Regions from separate parts of the Homo sapiens genome. Here region 2 is linked to region 1. Evidence: read pairs that join two places in POLR2A ChIA-PET (ENCODE). Cell type or tissue: Caco-2. All regions are shown on one strand. Links, peaks and the distances in the headings refer to the core of each region. The heading gives the core; the rest is flanking DNA. Region 1 holds the start of ANKRD40CL (ANKRD40 C-terminal like). Region 2 overlaps SPAG9 (sperm associated antigen 9).

The links. ChIA-PET counts read pairs that join two places held together with the same protein. Peaks named below come from ENCODE experiments on the same cell type or tissue, not always from the same donor. Only the 100,000 strongest peaks of a DNase experiment are listed, where the experiment ranks them.
Region 2: POLR2A ChIA-PET joins it to region 1 with 8 read pairs; 2 of 35 experiments call an interaction of 5 or more read pairs at or near these places.

Annotation. Positions count from the first base shown.
Region 1 is chr17:50,765,287-50,770,630 of GRCh38, forward strand. It overlaps ANKRD40CL (ANKRD40 C-terminal like), which reads right to left and starts at 2,232. Exons shown (of 4, transcript NM_001358683.3): 1 at 2,177-2,232; 2 at 1,588-1,725. The coding sequence starts at 1,627. MIR8059 (microRNA 8059) reads left to right here and starts at 3,364; the gene lies at 3,364-3,444. RefSeq lists a silencer at 352-401 and an enhancer at 702-791. In Caco-2, for the core only: CTCF peaks have their summits at 3,660 and 3,877; DNase peaks (open chromatin) are centred at 405, 905, 2,295, 3,295 and 4 weaker places; H3K4me3 peaks cover 1,464 bases.
Region 2 is chr17:50,995,809-51,001,184 of GRCh38, forward strand. SPAG9 (sperm associated antigen 9) reads right to left here. Exons shown (of 30, transcript NM_001130528.3): 14 at 3,853-3,909; 15 at 2,636-2,809; 16 at 757-886. Among named protein-coding and RNA genes, the nearest start is that of SPAG9, 120 kb to the right of the region's middle. In Caco-2, for the core only: no CTCF peak of the experiment used is centred there; no DNase peak of the experiment used is centred there.

The DNA of each region.
Region 1 (5,344 bases), core at 345-5,344:
AAATTACATATGTGGCTTGCATTACATTTCTATTGGGCAGCATTAGTCTAGATGAAAGGTTTTGGTCTTTGTCCTAAAACACCACCAAGCCATTCTGGTTTTTAGCAGAGAGCTGTCATAATCAGACTTGCATTCTGGAAAAGAGAAAAGCCTCACTGTCCCCAAAAGAATCCTGTGGGGTATGCACATTATTATTTTCATTTTCAGACAGGAAAATTGAGGCTGAAAGGGGAAGTAGTTTGTTCAGGTTGGTAAATGGCCAGATATGGATGTGACCAGGGCCAACTACATAATTTGCAAAGCCGAGTGCAAAAGGAAAATGAAGAGGAAGCCAATTTCCCCTTCTCACAGCCGCTGCTCTAACCCAGGGCAAATGGGTGACGCCCAGGGTATTGCGACCTCCCCACTTGAACGCACCAACTAGCTGGATGGGGGTGGGTGAGAGTGTCCAGGGCTGCCTGCCACTCCTCAACTTCTGATCCTTGTTTTGCCTGGGCAAAGGTGACAGCGGAATGAGGGACTCTGGCAGAGGGTTACAGCAGTGGTGGGGCTGGTCTGGGTGTGGAGACCATATGTATGAGCTGAGGCTCCAACTCCCAACCCTGGCACATGCTCCATTGTCCCATCGGACACCACTTACAAAACAAGTTCAGGGCTAAAATTATGACACATTTCAAGTCAACAATCACAGAATGTTGAACCCCAAGCCCAGGGCCTTTCTGAATGCAAGGCCCTGGGCAGCTGCACTGATCACAGACTTATGAAGTCAGCCCTGTTTGTGCCACCCTGCCAGATGCCTCCAAGGAGATGAGACGCTCCTGCCCAACTCAGCCCCTTCCCAGGACAGGAATAATGTCCCCTCCCCTAGTGAGCGGGGATCTGCAGTCTTCTCTTTGCCTTTCAATTCTGGGCCCTGGAGGTGGCTCAGGGCTGTGGCTCCTTCTCAGGCAGCCCCTGTAGCAGCTGGGCCCCAGCCCACCTGCCAGTACCTGACCTGATATCGATACCTGATAGAGATACCAGAACCTGACCTGAAACGAGGCCTTCCTGCCTCACTGCTAACTCACCCAACACACAGCCCGAGAACTTTCCCTGCCCTGTCCACTACGTTTGAAAGCATTTTATTCTGTGGTCAATGTGTCAGCTCTGTGAACGGCCAGAGTCTCATAGAGGTCACAAAGCATGCCCTTTGCACTCAGGCAGATTTGGGTCTGAATTCCTCTGCCACTTAGTAGCTTTGACACCTTGGGCAAGTTACATAACCTCTCTGATCTGAAAATGAGGTTAACAATCCTACCTCACCAGATTGTAAGAAGTCAATGAGAAAGTACACAGAAGGTACAACTTCCTAGCAGTTGTGAGCACCAGTAATTGCTGGCTGCTATTATTATTTATTATAGCTATAGACACTTGCTTCCTTCTGAAAGGACCTTTGGTCTAGTTGCTCTGCTCTTCACTACCCCACTGGCAGAGTGGCGGAGGCCACAGGGCACTGCTGGCCACAGCATCACCTGTGTCCCAGCCTTCCCCAGCCCCCTGTCCCATCCTCCTTGAGGACCATGTTGGGAACAGGACTCCCAGACTCACCTGCTGGCTTCTCCCCGATGTCCTGTTCCGGTTCAGCCATGAGTCACCTCTAGTCCGTCAGATGTGCAGCCCCTCTCGCATTTATGCACAAGCTCCCAACCAAATAAAAAGCACTTTCTACAGCCTCAGCACATCTGTCTGCAAGGTAACAACAGTGTGTTCTTGCCAGCCCAGTGAGATAGAGCAGGGTCATTTTTATTTTATAGATAGGGAAAAGGAGGCTGCAGCGTGTGGCATGATTTGCACAGGGTGAGGCCAGTGAAGGAAGGTACTGAAGTAAGGCTCCAGACTCTCTTCTCAGGCTGTCCCCACTGGAAGACGGTGCAGGCCGGTAGTACTCACCCGAGGGAATGGTGCCCTTCGGAGGGGAGGCCAGAGAGGCACAGCAGGCACCCAGCCAGACCCGAGAAGGGGGCCAGGCCCTCTTTCTTGGAAAAGGTTGGTAGCTTCTACACCAGGGGTAAGAAAAACCAAACACTTTGTTTCTCGGTTTGAATGGACTCCTCCTCCCCATTTCACTGTCTTTACTCCCAGCCCCTTCCTCAGCAGCTGTGCATGACAAGAAAGAAGCAGAAAGACCCCTCCATACCTGGGAAAATGACCTTGGTGATGATCCTGGATCCCCTGATTCTAGACATCAAAATGGAGGAGGCAGAGGCTGGAGCAGGAGGTTCAGTGAAGAATGGGTGGGGAGGGTCAAAGTCCCCAGTGAGGCTGCTGCCTCAAAGGCAGGCTGAAGACAGGAGGAGGTGCACAGATAGGAACCCAGATGTTCGGGTAACGCTCACATTTCATTTAACCCTCCAATGACAAAAGACGGGCAAACAGACGGGGCATCAGGGTGGGCCTCAGCATCAAAAAACTGGAGGGAGCTGGCTGGGTGCGGTGGCTCACGCCTGTAATCCTAGCACTTTGGGAGGCTGAGGCGGGTGGATTGCCGGAGCTCAGGAGTTCGAGACCAGCCTGGGCAACTCGATGAAACCCCCATCTCTACTAAAATACAAAAAATTAGCTGGGTGTGGTGTCGTGCGCCTATAATCCCAGCTACTCAGGAGGCTGAGACAGGAGAATCGCTTGAACCTGGCAGGCAGATGTTGCAGTGAGCCGAGATCACACCATTGCACTCCAGTCTTGGTGACAGAGCAAGACTCCATCTCAAAAAATAAATAAATAAATAAATAAATAAACACTAAAAAAAAACCATAAACCAAACAACAACAACAAAAAACCAAAAAAAAAAAAAAAAAGCTGGAGGGAGCTATGGAGATCGCAGCCCCCCGGCTCTCAAACATGGTGTGCATTGAAGTCACCTGGGAAGCTTTAAAAACCGTGGATGCCCAGGTCCCACCCTATAAAGTCTGATTTAGTTGGTCTGGATGCAATCAGAGCCCCAGAACTTTTGAAAGGTTCCCAGCTGATTTCAATGTGCAGCCAAGACTGTGAACCACTGATTTGGCCAAACTGCTTAAAGGAGCAAACAGGGAAAACGAGGCCTTAGTAAGTGAAATGTTTACCACTAGTCACGTGGCCAGCCAGGCACAGGCCTGGCACTGGACCTGGGTCACCTGGCTGCCAGGCCGATGCTGTCTTCCCAGCATGCTGGTGTGTCTTTCTGCAAGAACAGGGGAAGGGCAGGGTGGGGCAATGGAGAGGCGGAAGTAGCAGGGATCCCCTGGCCTGGACTCCTGAGAAAATGCACTTTGGCCAGCCTGGCTGCCAGGGTGTGGTCCGCCATAAAAAAGGCATCCTGAACCTCCTCCCCTGAGTGGGTGTGGCTACAGGTGCAGGGGAACTGTAGATGAAAAGGCTTGGCACTTGAGGGAAAGCCTCAGTTCATTCTCATTTTGCTCACCTGTTCGGTCCATTCATTCACTCACTCCCCGTTCACTGATTCACTCATTCACTCACACGTTCACTCAACAACACTCATTTTTTTCTTATTTAGGGGAACACACGTTCTTCTTTTAATTCATTTTATTTTTTGAGAAGGAGTTTCGCTCTTGCCCAGGCTGGAGTGCAATGGTGGGATCTCAGCTCACTGCAACCTCCATCTCCCAGGTTCAAGCGATTCTCCTGCCTCAGCCTCCCTATAAATAGCTGGGATTACAGCTGTGTGCCACCATGCCCAGCTAATTTTTTTTTTTTTTTTTTTTTTTTAGTAGAGACGGGGTTTTGCTATGTTGGCCAGGCTGGTCTTGAACTCCTGACCACAGGTGATCCACCTGCCTCGGCCTCCCAAAGTGCTGGGATTACAGGCGTGAGCCACCGCGTCCGGCCTTTTAGTTAATTTTAATGTTTAAAATTAAAGTATTACATGTTCTAGTTAAAAAAAATCTACTGGTACTAAAAATCAGAGCCGATTAGGAAGGAAGAAGGCAAAGTGTGTTGGGGGGACAATCAACTGCCACACAGGCCTTGGCATATGACTTGTTCCATTCATTATGCTGGGCACTTAGTGGGCCCTTTTATCCATGTATTAGTTTTGCTTGTGTGTGAGCCTGTGAGAGGTAGCTTTTAATTCTGATATAGTTTCAAACTTACAGAAAGTTGTGCCTGGAGTAGTGGCTTATGCTAAGGTGGGAGGATGGCTTGAGCCCAGGAGTGCGAGACCAGCCTGGCCAACATGGTGAAACTCCATCTCTACAAAGAATAAAAAAAAGAAAGAGCTTTACTTCTCATCCATTCATTCATTTATTATCATTGTGAACTCATGGATTCTTATTTTATTCAGTGGGTCACAATCCATCACTATCATGATCTATTTTGATGCTTTAATCATCCCAACTTTGTCCAGCATTTTATCCTGGCAGCTGTTTCCCATATCCTTTGACATATCCCCATTATTTTGTGAGCACTTTCTTTTTTTTTATTTTATTTTTTAGACGGAGTCTTGCTCTGTTGCCGAGGCTGGAGTGCAGTGGTGTGATCTCAGCTCACTGCAACCTCCGCCTCCCAGGTTCAAGCAATTCTCCTGGCTCAGCCTCCCGAGTAGCTGGGAATACAGGCACACGCCACCAGGACTGGGTAATATTTTTTGGTATTTTTAGTAGAGAGGGAGTTTCACCACATTCGTCAGGCTGGTCTCAAAATCCTGACCTCAAGTGATCCGCCCTCCTTGGCCTCCTAAAGTGTTGGGATTACAGGCGTGAGCCACCGCACCCGGACTGTGAGCACTTTCTTATTTCATGGCACATCAAGATGTTCTGGGTTCCATTGTACTTTCCCTGCCCCAGCCCTGCGATCAGGCATTTCTCCAAGGAGCCAGGTTATTTTCCATGAGGCACAGGTGTGATCATTCCCATGGAGATGTCATTGCTTCTAGGCTCTTCCCGTGTGCAGAGCTAGGAGCACACATGCATATACGCACATAAACACATAAACACATGCATCTATTTCTGTATATAGATATATGTTTTAAAATCAATCTAATTTATTTAGTTTCCTCTTTTGTGTGTGTATATATTTAAGAGAACAACTTCATATTTCTAGTCCCATTCCAACACCAAAGGGTTCTCCCTTGCTGGCTTGCTTGCCTTCCTTTCTTCCTCCGCCTTTCTCTCTTTCTTTCTATTTTAAACAACAGAAATTTATTCTCTCACAGTTGTAGAGGCCAGAAACCCAAGATCAAGATGTTGGCAGCATTGATTCCTTCTGGAGGCTCTGAGGAAGAATCTGTTTCATGCCGCTCTCCTGTTCTGGTGGTTGCCAAAATCCTTGGTGTTTCTGGCCTAGCTGTCTTCAGTTCCATATTGTAACT
Region 2 (5,376 bases), core at 76-5,075, 230 kb after region 1:
ACAGGCCACCACACCCAGCTAATTTTTTAAATTTTTTGTAGAGATGAGGTCATGCTATGTTGCCTAGGCTGGTCTCAAACTCCCTGAGCTCAAGCCATCCTCCACCTTGGCCTCCCAAAGTGTTAGGATTATAGGCATGAGTCAATAACAGGCACCATGAGCCAATGACAGGCATCAGCCAATTTTGCCATTCTTATTTGAAAAACAGAAAAATCAAGTTGAGCAATTCAATAAACAGGATATAATGGGAGCTCAAAAAGAGGCTCTAATTCACACATATGTGCACACGTGCACATGCATATGTGTTTGTACATGAACATGTGAGTCTTTTGGGGTAGGAATTATGGAGTAGACAGATAAAATTCCTGAAGACCTGAACTTAATTTTAAATGAACAGTTTGAAAAGTTCCATGCCAATAATTTTTTCAACAATGATGCTGGTTTTTTAAAAAATGAAATCTTCAAATATTAAACCAGAATTGCTCTGGTTACAGCAGAGCGGGTACCTCAAACTCCATGCACTTAGCCACCCTTTATTGACTCCTCCCCCCCTCACAGACTCAGAGCATTTCATTTGAGTTCTACAGCTCTAGAAAACAGCCTGAAAACCACCACCCTCCATGCTTAAATGTGTGCCCAGTCCATGCGGCTGAGATGAGCAGGGCTGGGATGCGTACAGTGAATCCTTCATGCCCACGCACACTCAACTTGCCCTCTTCTTTCCTGCTGGATGCTCTTACCACATGTGCATATTACCTGTTTGTACTTCTGAGGCAGACTCCAGCCAAAAGCCTGCACTCTACCGTCTTCCTTCTGAACATGTGCTTTTACCTGACGATACTGCTCTCTCTTTTGTTCTCTGCGTGAGGCTAAACTAGCTTCAGTTCTAAAAGGAAAAAAGATTTTCCTAATTACATGAATACGTTTAATTACGTTTATCCCCAGTTTTATCTCTCCTCTGTCACTAAAACAGCAAAAACAACAAAAATTTACATGATTTCAAATTAGTTTATTTCAACTATAACAGCTCCTTAAAAAGTGTTATAATAGGCCGGGCACGGTGGCTCATGCCTGTAATCCCAACACTTTGGGAGGCCGAGGAGGGCAGATAGCCTGAGGTCAGGAGTTCGAGAGCAGCCTGGCCAACATGGTAAAACCCCGTCTCTGCTAAAAATACAAAAATTAGCCAGGCACGGTAGTGCGGACCTATAATCCCAGCTACTTGGGAGGCTGAGGCAGGAGAATCATTTGAACCCGGTGGAGGTTGCAGTGAGCCAAGATGGTGCCACTGCACTCCAGCCTGGGGGACAAGAGCAAAACTCCATCTCAAAAAACAAACAAACAAACAAACAAAGTGTTATACTAAAGCTGGTCTTTTTAAGTTTGTGCAGTGAATTCAGTGCCTAAGCTTTAACAGGTTACCAAGCAGCTTTGTTACATTAAATTGAATCATCAGCCACCAAATTTATATCAGGTTTCAGATGCTGGCCATATGAAAGGGGAAAATTCTTAAGTATGTTTGGCTTTTTTGTTGTTGTTGTTCATTCAACAAATATTTACTGAGAATATCCTAATGCCAGAAAACGTGCTAGAAGTGATTTAAAACTTGAGTAAATCAATATCTGCTTAGGAAGATTGATATAGGTTAGATTTTAGATCCCATTAACTTGTTTCAGAAAATAAAAATGCAAACTGATTTGGTAAACTTTGGAGTTATAAGGTAAAATATTATTAAAATGATTTTGAAAATAATTTGCCATTATTTTGGCCATTTAAATTTTCATAAGATGAGTTGCTATGTATATATACCACAGTTAACATATCTACCTATATGTCAGATACTTTACAGATAACTGTATAATTGGGTCCAATCACCTTTGAGATAGGTTATCAGATTAATTTTACAGACAGAGAAACTGGGGGCTCTGAAAGGTTAATTTGCCCAAGTGTTTGTACCTAATGAGTAGTAAAGTCAGGATGGAAAACCAAGTCCTCTGACACCAACAGAAATGTTCAAACATTTAGGATAAAGGCTCATTTACCTCTAAAGGCCATTCACATTTCTATTAATAGGTATTTATCAATGTTGTCATACCAGCAAAAATGAGGCATTTAAAAAAAAATCCTTCTCTTTTATAAAAACTGAAAAGCAATTTTCATAAAAACTTTTGACTACAAGTAATTTACTTAAAGACAGCCAAGTTACAGAAATGATTTTTTTTTTTTTTTTTTTTTTTTTTTTTAAAGATGGAATCTCACTCTGTCACCCAGGCTAGAGCAATGGCATGATCTCGGCTCACTGCAACCCCGCCTCCTGGGTTCAAGCGATTCTTCTGCCTCAGCCTCCCAAGTAGCTGTGATTACAGCCACACACCACCACGCCCAGCTAATTTTTGTATTTTTAGTAGAGATGGGGTTTCACCATATTGGCCAGACTGGTCTCGAACTCCTGACCTTGTGATCCGCCCACCTCGGTCTCCCAAAGTGCTGGGATTACAGGTGTGAGCCACCGTGCCTGGCCCAGAAATGATTTTTTTATAGATTTACCTGAATCCTTAGAGCTGATAAGAGGCCAAGAATATTCTGAACCACTAACTTAATTTAGAATATAATGATTAATTTGGAAAAGACTTACTCTTCACTAAGGAAATCAAAGGCTTTGGACTTATCCCCAGGGAGCTGAGATAAGGTGCTGCTTCTTTTCTTGACGGACGGAGTAACATGAGACGTGGGTGCATTGTACTTCAGATTAACAGGTGGTTCAGGCTTCTTAGTCGTGTTACTTGAGGAGCTGAAAAGTCGGCTGAAACTAAAAGAAGACAGTATGTCTGTGTGTCACATGTACTATGAGAAACAATCCTTGATTTTCCACAAACTTTAATGTTGAAGAAAATTTCAGAGTACTTTTACAAGGCAATGAGTTAGAAATTGGCAAAAACAGTTTTTGTAGTCATACGCTGTAGCCTTAGCAGTAACTCGTAGCCAAACTCAGACATTCAGTGAAGAGAAACTATTGCTTAGAATGGCGGGTGCCTGTTCTTTAACTAGCAATTTGTATAATGAAAGCAAGAAGCTCTTAAATAGAGGAAACTTCTCCTACTGAATAAATATATTTTGGTTTTTTTGCTAGCTCCTACTTGGTGCAAGGTAAGAGCGATTGTTAAACCGCAAGGTTATGGCTGTGTGATGTGAATGGAAGCTTAGTATGCCAGTTCTAAAAACAGCTTATTATAATCAAGTACTGGAACACATATTACCATGTTAACACACATTTTATACATTTTCTGATTAAGCTCAATTTAAACAACTACTTTCGGGTCTATTTCTTTTTTAATTGACACTTCCATTAAATAGCAGATTCACCAAAAAAGGGTAAGTTTTAATCACAGTAAACACATAGTACTTCTAGCACAAACATAACTCAAGCTCAATACATACACAATATTACTCAAACCCTACAAGCACTAAATTTCTCATCTTCACTTTGTAAAGTTTCTTACAATCACAAAACCAGCCAATCAGAAACTTATTTAATGGGGATCCAGGTCATTTTCAAGTCTCTAAATAATTCCCCATTATTTAAATTTGGCAGAGGATTGCAACAAATGCACAGTCAACATGATGCAGCTTACGATATCATATTTTTTGTCCTTGAGAAGAGCCTTACCGAGTTGGCACACTATATATTAAAAAAAAAAAAAAAGTTCAGTTTAGCTACTTAACCATTACCCCTAGTTTAAAAAAAAAAAATGAAGGAAAGAAAATGGACATAAAATCATTCTTGGAAATAAATTTTGACTGTAATTTTCTTGTCTCATGTGCTGTCTAACATCTTTGTTTTTCAATACTTACAACTGCCAAATGCTTGACCTTTTTTTTTCCTGCATGGCTGGATTTTCTCGTGATGCCCTACATTCAAAAAGAAAAGAAAAGAAACATTTATCAGTGAGGTATTCTACCTTTCTTTCTGAAGAACAAGAGACCCAAGAAGTTCATGGGATACACAGAGGGGAGTCAACAATTAAGTTCAATAAATACTGTAGTTACTTTGACCTACCATGTGTCAGTCAATCTGCTAAAGATTGACTTTAATTCTACTAAGAAAAATAAAATATCATCCCTCCCTCAAAGAGCTTAGTCTACCGACAGAGGACTGTAATATGTGCTAGACAGCCAACATGCCTGAATGATATTTAAAATTTTTTATTGAAAAGATACCCTCTAACTTTCCCTTTTATTAAAATATTGCCTTGTAAATTCCCATCTTTACATAAAAGTCTCTATCATCTATACTCGGAGCTCTCACAAAATAGCTTGAAACTTTGGCATCCTGAGGGGTCATTTTTCACAAGACTAAAACTTTTCCATCACTGGAAAGATGACCACAGCAGGGAAGAGGATAAACTGGATTGACAGGTGATTCAACAAAATTTCAGAAAATAAGATATTCCAAATTGATTTATGAGGTGGTAGGGATTCTGCCATCATAATCAGAGCTCTCTTTTCACTACTTTTTTGTTATGAACTAAATTAAAAACATTCTTTACTTCAGTGAAGTAGTTAAAAGTAAGCTACTATTTCCTTTAATTTGTTGACTACCACTTGGCTGCTAGAGTTAAAAACAGCAATGGAAAGTGAAGTCCAGTTGGGCACAGTGGCTCACACCTGTAATCCCAGCACTTTGGGAGGCCGAGGCGGGCGGATCACTTGAGGTCAAAAGTTCGAGACCAGCCTGACCAACATGGTGAAACCCTGTCTCTACTAAAAAATACAAAAATTAGCTGGGCATGGTAGCGCACACCTGGAAACCCAGCTACCAGGGAGGATGAGGCAGAACTGCTTGAACCCAGGGGGTGGAGGTTGCAGTGAGCCGAGATCACACTTCTGCACTCCAGCCTGGGCACAGAGCAAGACTCCATCACAAGACTCCATCTCAATAAATGAATGAATAAATAAATAAATAAATAAATAAATAAATAAATAAGGTCCACTTTCAGTTTTTTGAATATTTACTTATTATTTATTCGATATCCACTAAATACTGCAGTTAAGAACATACACTTTCTAGTGGGTTAGTTTCCTTGTCTAATAAATATAGATTAGAATACTGATCTTCCTTATGGGCAGTTATAAGCAATTACTATCACAGCAAATTGTAAAATGATATGTTAAAACACTTGATTCTAATATAACATTGGTAAAGGGTACATAAACTGTGAAATAAATGATGTAATCCTAAAGAAGTAAAAGTTGGCAATTAGAGAATGTGTTCATAAACTTAAAAACAACATGTCAATGCATACTATTATTGGTAAATCTGATATGACAATCCAAACTCAAAAATATGGGTAAATTAGGGGGCAGCTCATTTACAAA